Regions from separate parts of the Homo sapiens genome. Here region 2 is linked to region 1. Evidence: chromatin loops called from intact Hi-C (ENCODE). Cell type or tissue: ascending aorta. All regions are shown on one strand.

What was found. Peaks named below come from ENCODE experiments on the same cell type or tissue, not always from the same donor. Only the 100,000 strongest peaks of a DNase experiment are listed, where the experiment ranks them.
Region 2: a loop joins it to region 1, with 3 times the contacts of the local background. A loop is called at or near these places in 2 of 110 quality-filtered maps.

What each region holds. Positions count from the first base shown.
Region 1 is chr5:153,625,163-153,633,162 of GRCh38, reverse strand. All of the region lies in intron 2 of GRIA1 (glutamate ionotropic receptor AMPA type subunit 1), which reads right to left. Among named protein-coding and RNA genes, the nearest start is that of GRIA1, 140 kb to the right of the region's middle. In ascending aorta, a CTCF peak has its summit at 3,836 (motif pointing right); a DNase peak (open chromatin) is centred at 4,022; H3K27ac peaks cover 2,957 bases.
Region 2 is chr5:153,893,290-153,901,289 of GRCh38, reverse strand. It overlaps LINC01861 (long intergenic non-protein coding RNA 1861), which reads left to right and starts at 2,303. Exons shown (of 4, transcript NR_146729.1): 1 at 2,303-2,384; 2 at 2,930-3,103; 3 at 5,505-5,749. In ascending aorta, no CTCF peak of the experiment used is centred here; a DNase peak (open chromatin) is centred at 59; H3K27ac peaks cover 3,934 bases.

The DNA.
Region 1 (8,000 bases):
GCTTTTGCATAACTCACTCACTCACAGATCCATGAGCAGGAGCCTCCCTGCCCCTGATTCACTCTCCAGCCTCATTCCTAACAGTTTGCCAATCACCTGAGGCCCCACCCACATAGATGCATATGAACCATTTCCTTCCAGGCCTGCATACTTTTGCATATCCTTCTCAAAAATGACCCTCCATACCTGGAAAACTTCTACACATCCTTCAAGACCCCAGCCAGATGTTGACTCCAGTGGAAAGCTTTTCACTCCTTCCAGAAAAAATTCATTTCTTCCTCCTCTAAGGTTCTAATGTACTTTCTGTCTTAGCATGTATCTTGATATTCTATAATTTCACATTTTCATATCTGTCTTCTTCATCAGACTGTGAACTTCTGTAGGACAGGGCTGGGTCTAATCTATTTCAAAAGTCTCAGGGCCTGTCCCTGACCCTGACATAGTAGATGTTCAATAACGGTTTATTGAACAGGTACTGGTCTGCTCACCTGTGACGTGAGGACCATAGTATCTGCCTTATGCGCCGTGAGGATCAAGTGAAGGAATAAGCTTACCAAAGTCCTAGATACATGTAAGCCATCTATTTATTTAAACTGCATAACCCAAATATGAGGTGGGCTGCACAGGATATTATTATTGTCCTTTTCTAGATGAGCTTCCAAGAGTTAAGTTGCTTGCTCTGAGTAGCACAGCCAATAAATATCAAACTAGAAAAAGAAAACCCAGCTGCCTGACTTTTGGTAGGATTTTCTCCCCCATCAGATCACCTATGCCTTTCAAAAATTAGCTGTAAGTTTGGTCATGCAGATTGACTAAAGAAAATATGGATGCACGTCCCTCTAAAGATGTCACAAATGTATTTACAATGCCCACTTTACATCTCCATTCTCACCCTGGCCTAGGGCTCTGCCACTGCTCACCTGTCACTGTAGACTTATTGCACTTTATCACTTGCCTTTGTCACTTTAATTCATCCCTGCCTCCACCTTGCCCACTTTCCCTTTTTCCGTTCTCATCCATCCTTCATCTAGCAGCCAGGAAGCTCTTTTGAAAATGGAAATCACATCCTGTCAAACAGATCCCCTCAAGCCCCTCATGCTTTCTCATCATGCTTTGAATAAAGTCCCAACTCCTTTGCATGACCTTTGAGAATCTGCACTGTCTAAGCGCTGTTGACCTGAAAAACCTTATCATTTCCCTTTCCCTCATCTGCTGCTTCTGCAACATACCACACCTCCCCCGATGCGGTTCTCACTGCCCAAAACTCTTCTCCCCTACTTTTGCTTGGCTGGCTTCTTGTTATCTTGCAAGGACCACCTTAAGCAGGTCATCCTGCTGTTCTCGGTCACAACATTTAGTTTGTATCCTTCACAGAACTTTACTCAAAGTCTTAATTACAGTTGAAGCCCTCTTAACTGATGCAACGTGGATGGCAATTAGATTATTTAAAAAATATACCAAAAAAACTTAAAACACTGTGAAGCACATGTATTGATCAATATTTTGATATCAGGAACTTGAAGGCACTTATAAAATAAATATAAGTTTAGATTTTCTTCCATGCTTTTCCCCAACCTTAGAGTCGTCTCTCTGATACCTAATATTACAATGATTTTAGTGATTCATCCGATAGCCTTTCAAAAGTATTTAGTTTCAGAAAAAAGACTTTCTTTTGCACTCATATTTCACTAGTTCACATCATTTTAATTAAATTGTCCAAGTATAATAAAAACACAGAAATATAAACAGGTTTGAAAACAAACAGAATTGATTCTTGATTCTGGTATGCCACCAGCAAAGGTGATATGAGCAGAAATATATGAGTTGATCAGAGAAGAGGCTACTGGCCAGGAGCTTTTGACTCACCAGGGGCATGAGTGGGAGTCTTTAGAGAGAGTGTGGAGAATGTGGTGAATCCAAAGAGATGGTTGAAGGGACAACACTGTATCTAATCATTTATTAGCTCATTGATTATCTAGATGTTCCCCTTTTAGGACAAATTTTTGAGGGCACAGCCTCTTTCTCATTTCTCAGCATATCTATCTAATGCACAACACAGTCTTTGCCATTGAGAGGTTCAATCAATGTCAAGTAAAAGAGTAAACAAGAGAGTGGACTATTTCTCTCCTTAAATGAAGAGCTTTTGTTTCCTCATCTGTAAGAGAACAGACATGGACTATGCAAACACAGTTATTTCCAGATCCAAATGGCGTTACCATTAACAGGACTTGTTTCTCTATCTCAAGTTCTGATTTCCTCCATAGGTTCTGCACACACTCAGAACACTGCATTATAGACTTCCCTTGCACTTCCACACATACACCAAGCAACCACCACCACCACAGCCATGCTGCTACATAGCCTACAACTGGGGCCACCTGTTGGTTTTAGGATGATTACTTCTCCTCCACCCTCTATTGTCTCCTTCAAGACAGCTAAGGAGATAAGGCCAGATGGTGCTAAAGCCATAAAATCTCTGCTGGATTTGCTTCTTTGAGGGTGCTGTGCAGGTCTAGAGCTGCTTTGAGCATGGGAGGGAGGGGACTTCACTCTGAAGATCTGAGGTGGGAAGCTTGGACCTGCCTTGTTCAAAGCATTGGGCAAAAATTCCTTTTTATTTCCTATTGTTTTGGGGTGGCCTCTTCTGATCCCCATAGTGCTGAGATCCAGACAGCCAAGAATAGGTGAGGGCCACAGGGAAAGTAGCTTTCTTGGGTCCTCCAGCTCATAGAAGCCCACAGCATAGCAACAGCCACGCAGTAATAAACATTGGGCTTTTTCTCTTCAATATATTCCTTTGCTTATCTCCCTCACATATCTAAGAAAAGAAAGGGGATCATTGAGGATCTGGAGAACCTGGCACAGCCACAGTGGCAACAAATGATGATGATGATGATGATGATGATAATTATCATTATTATTTCTAACATTAATTACTAATAGGTGCTTGCATATACTGAGCACTTTAATGCTAGAAAATAGACTACACATTTTACTTTCATCAATTCTTTTAATCTCTGTAACAGCTTAAGAGGGTGTACTTTATTATTATTGCCATTTAACAAAAGAGGGACTAAAACATAGGTAGGCAGGGGTCACAGAACTGATAATAGTGGAGCTACAATTCAAACCCCTGTATGTCTGATTCCACATGAGTCCTTATCACTTTGCTAAACTACCTTGCAACATGTCTATTATAATACCAAAACATTCACTGAATAAGTAAATTTATCAATTCAACATAGTGTATGTGGTATAGTATGGGGAAAACAACAGTCAAGACCCTTGCCTCTAAGAGGGTCATTCCAATGCGATGAAAGACACACTTATGAGCCACTAATAAAAATTGCATGAGAAAATGAAATAAATTCTGCAGTAGAAGAACAGCATGTTCTGCACATTCAGAGGGAAGGGCAATCCCTTAAAGAGGGAGAAGAGGGCAGATTTCCAAGATGAGGATCCTAAAGGGCAAGCATGTTTTTAAAAGTCCAAGGCAGAAATGCCTACTACATAGTGCAAATGCATAAATGCGTGTGTGCATGTGTTCCCAAGTGTGTGTACACGGAGCCCAAGTACCGCTTCCAAATCCTCTTCAACCTAGTCACCACTGCACAGCTAGAGTTGTCCTGTAAGATTGAAAGTATTTATAATCCTTGGTTTCAGGGGAGCAGGAGAAGGAAACCCTGAAAGTCTCCCAGTTTTTGTTAACTCTCTACAATGTCGCTCATCACAGACGTTTCCCACCTGCCTTCTTCTCACTTTCTTCAATGCTGAGACAGTTTAAAGTGTTTCCAATCTTCTCACTTCACTGGCTGTCAACTGGGCTGCAAGCTGTGAAGGCCCCGGAGTCAGCAGAGGGTGCTGTGAAAAGCATGCTGAGGATGCCTTGTGGAAGCACGAGCTGCATGTTTCAGCTTTACCCAAAGCAGGGAGGAAGGGGGAGGGAAGAGGAAATGAGGAGGAGGAAAGGCATTTTTGCCCTCCTCACAGCCTAAGTCTGCGGAAGAAAAGCAGAAAGGGCATGCAAACCATCCAGGGCACTGGCCTGTGAGTCAGCACACTTGAGGACTAGTACACAGGCCCACCCCTGCCTGTCTCTCTGTACAAACTTGACAATTTTCTTCCTGTCCCTGGGCTGGAGGTTCTCATTGGTAAAACAAAAGATTTGGCTGCAGTTGCCTGCAGTTCCCATATTCTATGATGATTCTCAGCAGCATAGTGGTGACTAGGAGAGGAACAAAGCTGGTCTGTAGACACGACAGAATTCTAACTGAGAGGCTGACTATGGTAACTGTCCTTCTGCACTCACTACTGGATCTGAACACACAACAAAGAGTGGACCATCCAAGGTAGGACTTTAGAACAGGAAGAGGAAATTATAAAAAGGAATCAATAATTTGCTCTATTGTATAGAAAAAAAACCCACAAACAAATCAAAAACAAAAAAGCAAGACTATGATCCAAGAATAGGCAAAGATGCTCATATACAAGGATCTGAAGAGAGGACAAATGCAGATGAAGTTGTAGGTGCATTTCGTTAACTTTTAAAATTGCCTAACAGTGGCCAATTAGCCTCAGATGCTACCCAGAAGACTGAGATAATGTTCACTGAAATAGTCATAGCACAGACAATAAAAACTATCATTTATTGAACATGTACTTAAACACTTGCATTACTAAACATGTTGTAATGTAATTGTTCCCAATCACAATGCCATGAAGAAGGTACTAGAATCTCCATTTACAGAGGAAAATATGAAAGTTCAAGGGCACACAGAAATGACAGACACAGAAATCAAAGCCAGGTCAGTCTGAACTTCAGCTCCATGCTTGTAGCCGTCCTGCCTTCGGAAAAGCAAGCACAGGCAAATAGACTTTCCTCTTTACACCAACTCCCCTGTGATGAGCAGAATCTCATCACTGCTCTATCTCTCATTCCAATCCTTCAAGGTCCCACTTAGACACCACCTCTTCTGTGAGAGTCCCAGTCAGAATTAATCCATCCTTCGCTGGGCTCTCATAGTTCTTGGCTTGTATTGCTATTAGCACACTTAACACTTCCTACCTCGTGTTAGAATTAACTATGTCTGATCCTCCCTTCACACTACACCTAAAGCAAGCTGCTTAGACGTTTGTTATGGCACTCAGCATCTTGCATCAATGCTAGCCTGCCTGGGTTTGCCTCCCATCTTATCCAGTGAGTCCTTCCTGTGAGGACAGGAGCTGTGTCTCAGGAATCTCTGTCTGCCTGATACTTAATAGTGCCTTGGGAACAAAGGCTTTCTGAGTGATGCTGAGACTTGCAGCCAGTTTCTCTGTTGTCTCTGGTCTACCGACCATGATACAACTTTTCTGGCGTACTTTTTCTCGTATGCTTTCCATGGTCAGAGTCATTGAACAATTGCTGGGCAAGGGTCAGGAATTCCTGTGTGGAATATCTCTCAGAGAACTGGGGAGGTGGGGGCATATGCAGCTCTCTCCACTTCCCATGCCACTCTCCTCGCTGCTGTCCTCTCTCCTCCAGTAGAGACCTGCCCACTTTTACCTCATTAGAATTCACTTTACAGAGAGCATCGCTTGCCCCATTCTTTTACTCTGGAGTTAGTGACTTCATTCTGACTGGGGAAGAAAGACTGATTCCTCTGAAAAAAATTGTTCTAGATTATTTTTCAAGTGAGGGGAGATTTCTGGGGCTGAAAGGCCACCTGGAACACTTGGGCTCACGTGCCTGTGTCTACTCTGGGCTAGACACCTGAGTGGTTAAGGATAAAGGGTTTGATGGTGGACAAGCCAGATTCAAAACGGTGCTTCGTCCCTTGGGCAAGTTAATTAGTAACTCTGAAACCTTTGCTTGCTCATCTGTATTATGGAAATAATAGTACCCACCCAATGGTGCTGCTCTGAGAATCAAATGCATGTAAAACGTGTTTTTGCACAGTTCCTGGCCCTGTAAATGACTACTATTGTTTCTGTTGCTGCAGTTATCTGAGGCTATATTGTTATTGTTTTATAAATAACATTATCTGGCCACTAAGAAAGATAAGAGCAACATGCAGTGGAAAATTGTACCTCTCAGTTAATAAGAAATGCAGAATCACATGTAGCTTCTAGTTGAGAGACTAAGAATAGCTGTAGTTAAGTTTCTGCTTAAAAATAACTCATGCATTTTTAGGCTATCAGAACCGAAGGTGCTTTAGAGAGCATCTTTATCAGTTGTGCTAATTTATAGAAATGACATTTCCAGGACCAATCACCTAAGCTGGGGCTCAAATCCTGGTCTCCTGACCCTTGTCCATCGTATTTCCTACTGTCTCTTGAGCTGCTGCTCTTTTTTTGGATTTAACCACGCTGCATCCCTTCTGCTTTCCCATTAGTCCCTATAGTCGCTGGGCACCATCTGAAGATCCTGCTTTGTCCAGTACCAATAAGATGATGATAATACATCTTGCTACACAGACAGTGCTGAGATGTTATTTCTGTATGCAGAGAAGTTTCCACTCCACTCTAACTGTCCCTTAGCGTCAGTCCTACATGAGTTAATTCAGCTGAAACTAATGTGCCAATGTCTATATTAGCACTGAGAGCTAAGGGTCTATACTTTCTTTCAAATGCTGCCAATGAACTCAAATGCTGATGAGAATTGTGCTGGCATTCAGCTTCAACAGCACAACACATACACACACACACACACACACACACACACACACACACACACACAGACACACACACACAGAGACTAGATTTGTCATTCTCCACATAGAGAGAGCAGAGTCAAGGCCTGGCATAGCTGGAAGAGATGAGATGGAACAAGACTTCAGGTGGGAACCTCTCAAACTGTGGAGAAGAGACCCTAATACTGAATAATCACTCTGCCCTAAATATGTCCCACACTTTACCTCCTCTCAGCATTTGCTCAATCAGCTCCTCTGCTTTTCTCTCCTATTTAAAATCATCTAGAACTTTTAATCATTTAAAATCTATTCTTATTCCTGCCATTTTGCTGAATCATCATAACCCAACGAGGAAACTATTTTTCATTCGCATTTCAGAGTTAAGAAACGTGAAGGTCAGAGGCTGAAAAGACTTTCCCAGGGACACAAAGCTCATCTGCAGAGTCAGGTCTCCCTCCCTCCAGGTTCGGTGGCCTTGTTTATGTGACAGTCAGTTGACTCTCCACACTAAGTGACGGGCGTAGGCACCAGATCGCTAAGCTTTGAATCCTTGTGCTTGTGCTTGTTTGTGGCATGAGCCTAAGCCTATTCCTTAGCCAGTCTATGCCTCAGTTTCCTCATATACAGAATCAGATAACCAGAGTCTTAATCTCAAAAGACTGAGAGGAATAAATAAGTTACTGTGTGCAAAGTGCTCAGAACATTGGCTGGCACATAATATTTGCTCAGTAAATGTTGCTATAGAAACTTCACTGGATCCTGTTTGAATTTTCTCTTTCAAGGCTGATCTGAAATGCCATGAAGTTTTATTCTGACTTTTCATAAATAAATGAAATTTCTGCTTCCTTTGGACCCTATAATCATTTGTACTTTGCTTCCAGCATACAACATAGTCTGCTCTGCACTGGTATATCAATACACTTGTTTTTCTCATCCCACTCTCCCTTTGCCCGTGAGTGCCGTGGTATCAGAGAGAGCTCTGATATAAACATATCCCCTGCAGTGCCCCGTATGGTGCTTGATGACAAAGAGGAAGTCAGTCGGCAAATGCCGGTGGCACTGAACTCAACTGAACCCAGAATTCTAGTTTCCACTAAGTCCTTGAATGCTGGGGCTAGAAAGGCTCCTTAGAGACCAACCTATCCTAAATGGATGCTGAATAGCTGGGGCTGGGCTGGGACCAGGAAAGAGCCTTGCCCAAAGTCATACAGTTAATGGCAGAAGTAGGAGTAGAAATCAAATCTCCTCACAACCAGCATTCCTGGGCTATGTTTCTCCCATGGAATGGAGGATTAACTAGACCACACACCTGAGGCAGAAAGAGCAGGA
Region 2 (8,000 bases), 270 kb before region 1:
GTAACCTGCTGAGTGATATAAATGAAATTGTGGCTTTTCTTCCCCAACTCTGTCAGCCCTGGGGGCAGGAGGGAGATGCATTCCAGTTGAAATAATCATGGAAAATGTGAAAAATCTTTCACTGTCTGGCAGAACAGGAATATTAAATATTTTTTAAAAATACCTTCTTGGAACAACCATGCTCATACTCATAAGAATGGAATTATTTTTAAACTTGTTTTAGAAAATGTTCATAATAAAACATCCTGTACTTGAATTATTAAAAACAATGTTGAGTAAAGAATTGCTTAATTTAGTAAATAATTCTAAAGGAAGTCGTTATTTTCTCCAAAGTTGAATTTGCTAAAAGCACTCCAAGAATTTTATTACAAGCACGACTGCATAATGTAATTGTGTAATTAGTAATACATCTGACACTGTTGGAAAGATTTAGTTTTACTTAGGGCAGGAACAAAATGTAGTTCTTATTTTTTAAGACTGCATGAGGGACACTGTCTTGTTTTGCTGGTGGAGATTTTTTGTTTGTCTTAAAAATATATTGTATGATTGAGGTAATAGAGAAGATAACCAACATTTATTAATATTGGATCTGTGGATAGAATATGTAGTTTGAAGTTAGACTGACCTGACCTAGGTTTAATCCTGGTACTACCTCTTGCTACCTGTATTTTTTTTTCCCAAAGATCTCATTTTCTTTATTTATAATAGGAATAATAATGTCTATTTCATGAGACTGTCTTAACTCTTAAATGAGATAATGTACAAAGATTGTGCTAAGTACATAGGAGGTACAGATGGAGTATCCTTACTTCAAAAATCTGAAATCTGAAATGCTCCAAAATTCAAAACTTACGGAATTCTGACATGATGCTCAAAGGATATGTTCACAGGAGCATTTTCAGATTAGGGAAACTGGTAAGTATAATGTGAACATTTCAAAATTAAAAAAATCCAAAATTTGCAATGCTCCTGGTCTTAAGCATTTCAGACAAAATAAACTCAACCTGTACTAGGTTAGGTTCCTTTGTCATTCCCATCTGTTTCTGTTTGAGCACTTGATTTTGTGAGTGGTTGGTTACGATGGTCAGTTTAAGTTCCATTTCAGTTGTGTTTGTTGGACACAGGCAAGGGTTGGTGAGTAAGCTCGACTGTCAATTTTTTCACCGAGATACACCAAAGAAAGTGCCTGTTCAATACATCGACAACCTATGTGCTTACAATGCCTTGAAATAACAGTTATAAGCTACATTTTACATCGATGAACTTTTCTTGTATTATTTGGTTTGGAGGTACAAATGTTGATTTAGAGGTTAGGAAGCTATTGCTGTAATGTGAGGGGTGGTGACTTCTGCATGACTGACAAGCTGTGTTTTGTCTGAGTTTTAGATTATATTCCCAGTGTAGTAGGCAGAATTCTAAAATGACCTCCCATGACCCTCACCCTTGTAAAACCTCCTTCCCTTGAATGTAGGCAAAACTTGTGATTATCACAGGCTGTCACTCCCAGGGTTATGTTATGGCATACAGCAATTGTGTAGCTGTTATAAAGGGTAGTAACTGGTTGACTTTGAGTTAATCAAATGGTTGGGCCTCACCTAACTACATATCGGCCCTTTACATCTGAGACTAGAGGTTAAAGATGGGAAAAGTGAGAGATTCAAAGCATGGGGAGGATTCAATGTGAGAAGATTCTCCATTGCTGGCTTTTAGAGATGGAGGGGGCCACATGGAAAGGCCGGAGAGTGCCTCTAGGAGTTAAGAGTGACCCCTGGCTGATAGCCAGCATGAAACAGAGCCCTTAGTCCTATAACCCCAAGAAATGGAATTCTGCGTACAACCATGAGAGCTTGAAAGGGGATCCTTGAGCTGTAGAAAGGATGGCAGCCCAACACCTTAATTTAAGCCTTTTGGGACCAAACAGCAGAGGGCTCAGCCATCTTATGCCTAGACTTCTGATCTACAGAAACTAGGAAAAAATAGTTTTACCGTACTGTTTTAAGCCACTAAGTCTGTGGTAATTTGTTACACAACAATAGAAAACTAATTTGCCCAGTAATTCTCATTGTGAGATCTTAAGTCGAATTGTTTTCTTTCCATCATTGTCAGTTTCCTTGCCTTCAAGTAAGAGGATTTTCTAGTCTAGAACACTGGTACTCATAATAATTATGTATTAAAATCACTTAGATTGTGAGGGGAAGCTTTAAATGTAGATTCCAGACCTTTCTCCTGATGTCCTGAATCAGACAATCTGGGAGCAAGGCTGGGGGCTGCATTGTTGACTGGTTTCCTAGGTGATTCTGATGTTTGTGGGGCTGGATCCCACTGGGCAGGACATCTGCCTATACCCTGGAATAAGAATATACAGTCTCTTCTAGCACTGACAGGTAAAGTTGGCAGGGAAGTCCTTTTTTTTTTTTTGTTACAGTCGGAGTTACAGCCAAGTATATGCAGTGCTCGCTAGGTGTAAGGCATCTCATGAGGACTGTCTACCTTCTCTTGTTAAATCCTTGTGATGAACTATAATGACCTGTAAGGTAGGCACAATTATTAGCCAGTCTTCACTGTAGCTTGAGGAGACAGGGCCAAATTTACACAATGCATAAGGGGTAGAACTGGAATTTGAACCCTGATCTTTGTCATTCCCAGTTGGGGGCTCTTAACCACTAAGTACTCCTGTGCTGTGAAATGGAGTGTCCATTCATTTCTGTATCTGTAGTGCTAAACACACTGTCTGGCACGTGATAGATGAATAATAAACACATTTTGCTTATTAAATTCTCTGGAACTCCATTGCGCCACCCAGTGCAGGGCAGTTTTTGTGACAATGGAGAGGGAGGAGGAGGACCTGGCCAGGACCTTCACTATGTAAGGGCTCCCTGCCCACTGCTGCCTCTCTGTGTCAATTCTGCCTCGTTTTCTTTCTCTACAGTTGTCTCTTTATGTCGGATGAGCTAACAGCAGCCACTCCCATACTGTCGGATCCTGCTTCCCTTGCCATAGCTGATTAACCCAGGGTAAGACACTGGGAATTGGAAACTTGGAGTGGAAAGACTCTGATCATAGTGGTCTCTGGAGCCAAATCCCATTCCATGGCAATGTTCTGGTAAGAAGGCCCACACAGCCTTCCCTGCTGCCTAGACCCCTGGAGCCAGCCCACCTCCTTTCTTGAACATTCCAGCATCTTTCCATTAAGTTCCTTTTGTGGCTTAGGAGGTTCTCTTTGTGACAAAGAACCTCTGCGAATGGAGGAGTAGAGACTTGCTGAGCTGGAGGGCATCTGAAATGCCATCTTCTGCTTTGTGTCGTCTGGCTGGGCGAGACAGGGCACTCTCTGCTTGATGCGACTCCTTCAGACCCTTCACACTGGCCCAGTTTTCTCTACTCATTCATGCTCTTCCCCACTTCCACTACCTCTCCAAAATGGACTCAGCTTAGAGGATGCCGTACAAGCCCCACCTCCTCCATGTGAAAGGCTTAAAAGAGCCGTGCCATAAATATTTAAGATATCTTTCCTCTCTGCTTCATTCCCTGACATTTTCTCCACCTTTAATTTTCACTAGTTACAACACAGGACATTCTTAGGGTAAGAAAAATCTATTTTCTGTATGAATTGTCGCAAATTCCAACTTAGTGGTATCATAATAGCTAATATTTTTGTGCTAACTCTTAAAAGCCAGGTTTACTAATGTAAGTTACGTGCTTCATGAAGTTAGATGTGCTTAATATGATTTTCTCAAAAAATTCATTGAGGTGTCATCACTATTATTCCTTGTTTCATAGATGAGGAAATTGAGAGGTTGAAAAGTTCTAAATGAATAAAATTATATTCCAGAGCTGTCTGTGTCCAAACAGTGATAGCAAGATCAAATTGTAAAGCATCTCTATTTCCTTTTTCTGCCACCATCTCCATGCCATTTATTTTGGATATTGGAAAAACAGAAAGACAGTGCTGAACATTTCAGGGTAATGTGAGTGGTAAAAGAAAGTTGGACACCAAAGGAGGTCATGTAACTGGTGAGGGTGAAGAATTCAGGAAGACTTTCCTGAGAGGTATGGCAGATTATATTTTCTAAAGAAGGCTGCAAAAATATTTTCCATCCCACATGTTTTTTCTACAATCTTAACACTCCTACATGAAGAGGTAGGGTCTGTGTCCCCTCCCCTTGAACATGGGTGCATCTTTGTGATTGCCTGGACAGACAGAGTACAGAGGAAGGGACATAATGTGACTTCTGAGGCTAAGTCATAAAAATGCCATGTTCTTTTATTTTATTGAGAAGCTCCCTCTTGCAACTCAGTCACCATGCTGTTTAGAAGCCCAAACAACTGATTAAGAGGAACTGAAACCAATATCCCTGGCTGAGTTCCCAGCCAAGAGGTAGCACCATTTTTTTTAAGCAGTGTAAGTGAGTGATCTTGAAACTAGATCCTCTAGTCTTCAGATGAACTACCCCAGCTGATGCCATATATAGCAGAAGTAAGCCATTCCCCTAGGTCCTGCCTAAATTACAGATTCATGAGCAAAATAAATGATGGTTGTTTTAGGCCATCAAGTTTGAGGTGCTTTATTAAACAGCAATAGATTAATGATACAAAAGAGGCTTTGAAAGATGGGCATCTTTCCAAGCAAGGTTCAGAGGGCCATATGCTGCTTATTGACAGCTAGTAGAAGTAGTAATAAAAATAAATGTTATTATAATAATGATACCACTCTTAGTAACTGTAGTGGTAGTTAAGTTTCACTAAGTTCTTTTTTGTGCTATGCTCACACTAAGTGGTTCATACTTTACCTTATTTAATTCTAATAATGACTCTAGGTAGGTACTATTACCCTCATTTTACAGATGAGGAAACTGGGGCTTAGAGAATTTAACTTCTCTTTATAGCCACCCGGATTCTAACAAACTCACTTTCGTAGTATTCCCAGGCTTGAACATTTCCTTCCTGATTGCCCAAACTCTACCAGATGATTCATTCTTTCATCCAGGCAGGGCTCATCTAGCCCTTTCATGGAAAGGAATGCTTTTAATCAGATTCACACTAAAATGAGGATGACTGGAAGGTAGACAGATGCATTTTTTTCACCTGTCTATTTGCATTTTCAAGGTGGATATTTGTTAATCAAATTGAAAGCTCTTGTGTAGTGCATTTCTGTAGCACTATCTGGAGGCAGAGGACCTCTTCCTAGCACTTGCCAAATGATTTTGTGCCTTAGACAAAGGCCAAAAATCCATCCTGACATGGTCCTGGCAGCTCACACCTGTTCCTCTTTTGGCAGTTTGGAAAGTGGGCTGCTATATGTCATCCCCTCTAATCTCTGCCCCAAACTGAGTTGTGCTATCACCCTTATGTTACCTTTGAGGAATCCACAGCTCAGGCAAATTCATAGCATGCCCAGGATCACACAGAAGAACCACGATCAAACGTGGGTCTTCTAACTTCAAAAGCTGGGTCCAGTCTGCAACATGACATGCTGTATCTCCCACTCTATGTGAATGATTCAGGAAGGTGGATGATAAGAGACAGCAGCCGGCAGAAGGAAAGCAGTGATCTGAACACCTAACGGGAATCCTAAACAGTGGAGAAAGGAGAGCAAACATTAAAAACTCATGGATAGAAAAAAAGAGGAAAAGAAAACCATTTGGAAGTGTTCATTGAGTTGATGCACTGGATAATTTAATAAGCTGTCTGTTCTGATCCGTCTTGCTTCCCTGCTTTTAGCAGGGTGCCATATGAAAGCTCCTACATGGTAATTATAGTGGATGATCTTTTCCCCTGTCTGGGATCTTTATGGTGTGATTTGGATAGCTCAGCTGCTAAGCTGTTTTTCTTGGGAGGCAGAGTGTGGGGCATGTGTGAAAATATGTGTGAGAGCTTGTGTGTGTGTTGCGGGGGTAAGGGACAGTGGCTGGGATTGGCCCTTAGAATCTCTTTTCCATTGTGGCAACATTTTTTTCTGCTGCTTCTTGGGATCTTGGTGCCAGGGTAACTTTCCTGCCTTCTACCTGATCACATCTTTCTCGGACTATGGCCTCAGGACTCAAATCCCTGCCAAATGTCAATAAATTCATCAGATTAATGAATCCTTTCCTAGCTAATATGGTTCTCAGTTAATTAATCAACAAATAATTATTAAAAGCTTGTAAATGCCAGGCCCTGAGAATGTCCATGCTCTCATGAACATAGGTTTTAGTGGAGGAGATTGTGGGAAGCAAGAACACAAGTAAGTATGAATTCCAGACACTGATAAGTGATAAGAATAATATGATGGCATGTTTTTTTGTTTGGGTGATCAGGGGACTAAGTGATGTCTAAGGGCCCTGAAATCCAATCTGGACCTAAATCTAATCTAACCTGCCTCTAATCTGATCTAAAGGAAGGAGAAAGAAAGGAAATCTTGTCAAAGAACTCACTTAGGAGAACTCTTTTCCAATTTGGCTTCCTGTGTATTGATGAGGCAGGCTGTCCTGTTACTTGGCATGCTAACTACCAACTATTTCTTCCTTTGATTTCAAAGATCTCATTTCAGGATAATGATGACCGTGGTGATGACTGTTAATAAACCCAATGTTTAAAATTCTATGGAGAAAAAAATTTAAAACATACAATTGGGAATTGCTCTCAAGAGATTTGCTTTGATCCTTTCAAATGGGGTGCACTAACTAGATATGAGATCTTGAGCAAGTTCCTATCTCTCTGGGCCTAGTTTCACCATCTGTAATATGATGATATTGAGCTAGATCAGTGGTTCTCAAACTGTGGTCCCTGGACCATTAGTGGCAGCAGCACTTGAGTACTTGCTAGACATGCAAATTCTCAGGCCCTACCCCAGACCCACTGAATCAGAAACTAAACCCTGGCAATCTGTGTTTTAAGGGGCCCTCCAGGTGAGTCTAATGCACCAAAAATCTAAACACCACTGAACAAGATGACCCTTAAGGCCTTCCTGATCAGCCTCTGTTTGCTTCTCAGGCCTGTTGGATGAAATTGGCCTGGAGTGGGATCCTCAGAGGGAGGGATGAGAAATGGAGGAAGGTGCCTTTCCTGGTTGCTTCCCTCCCCTTTGAAAATTTCAGTGACTTCTCCTTATCCCTGCTTTCTCTCAGCGTCCTCTGATGATTGGAGCTTATTAAGATGGGGGATTTTCCACAGGCCTGTTTCAGAGGTCCTGGAGAGGAGTTTTAATTGCCAGACTTCACATTGAGGGTGTTAACATTTATTAAAGTCAGCTCCTCTGATTGCCTTTTAGCAAGACGATGACTGTGCATAGGAGATAACACTGGGCCCAGCCGGGTGGGGCCCCAGAGGTAGCTTAAGATAATCAGGCCCAGGGAAAACAGAAAGGCAGCCTGGCATAGTGGTAGCAGAGACACAGCAGCAACTCTCATGCTGTTTGTGCTGGGGTGGCTGGGCCGACGGAGGGGTCTAGGCTGTTGTGGGATCTGGGGTGGTTTCAGTCAACAAGGTGGGCCTGGGGGAGAAGAAGGGAAAGGCTGGTAAGGTCCTGTTCAGGAACAGAAGCACTACAGAGATGGGGCAGAGAGGGCCAAAGCTCTGGCCTCTTTTGTAATGTAGATTTGGGTCTTACCACTTTCATAATTTTGTGAGGAGGGATAGAAGATGGACTATATGCTATTGGGTAGTGGAGGGTGGAAAATGCTCTCAAAGACCTGGTTCTAGTCTGGATTTGCTGCAATTGCTCTTGGCTCCTGGCCCTGTCCTCTGCGGCCTCCTGTGGGCTCACACACCACAAGCTTACTTTTCCCTTCTTTTTCTTTTTAAACATTTCAAAAGCTTTAAGGGTACAAGTGGTTTTTGGTTTCATGGATGAATTGTATGATGGTGAAGCCTAAGATTTTAGTGCACCCATCACCTGAGTAGCGTACCTTGTACCCACTATGTAGTTTTTATCCCTCACCCACTTTCCAAATCCTGGCTTCTGAGACTCCAGTGTCCATTATACCACTCTGTTTGCCTTTGTGTACCCATAGCTTAGCTCT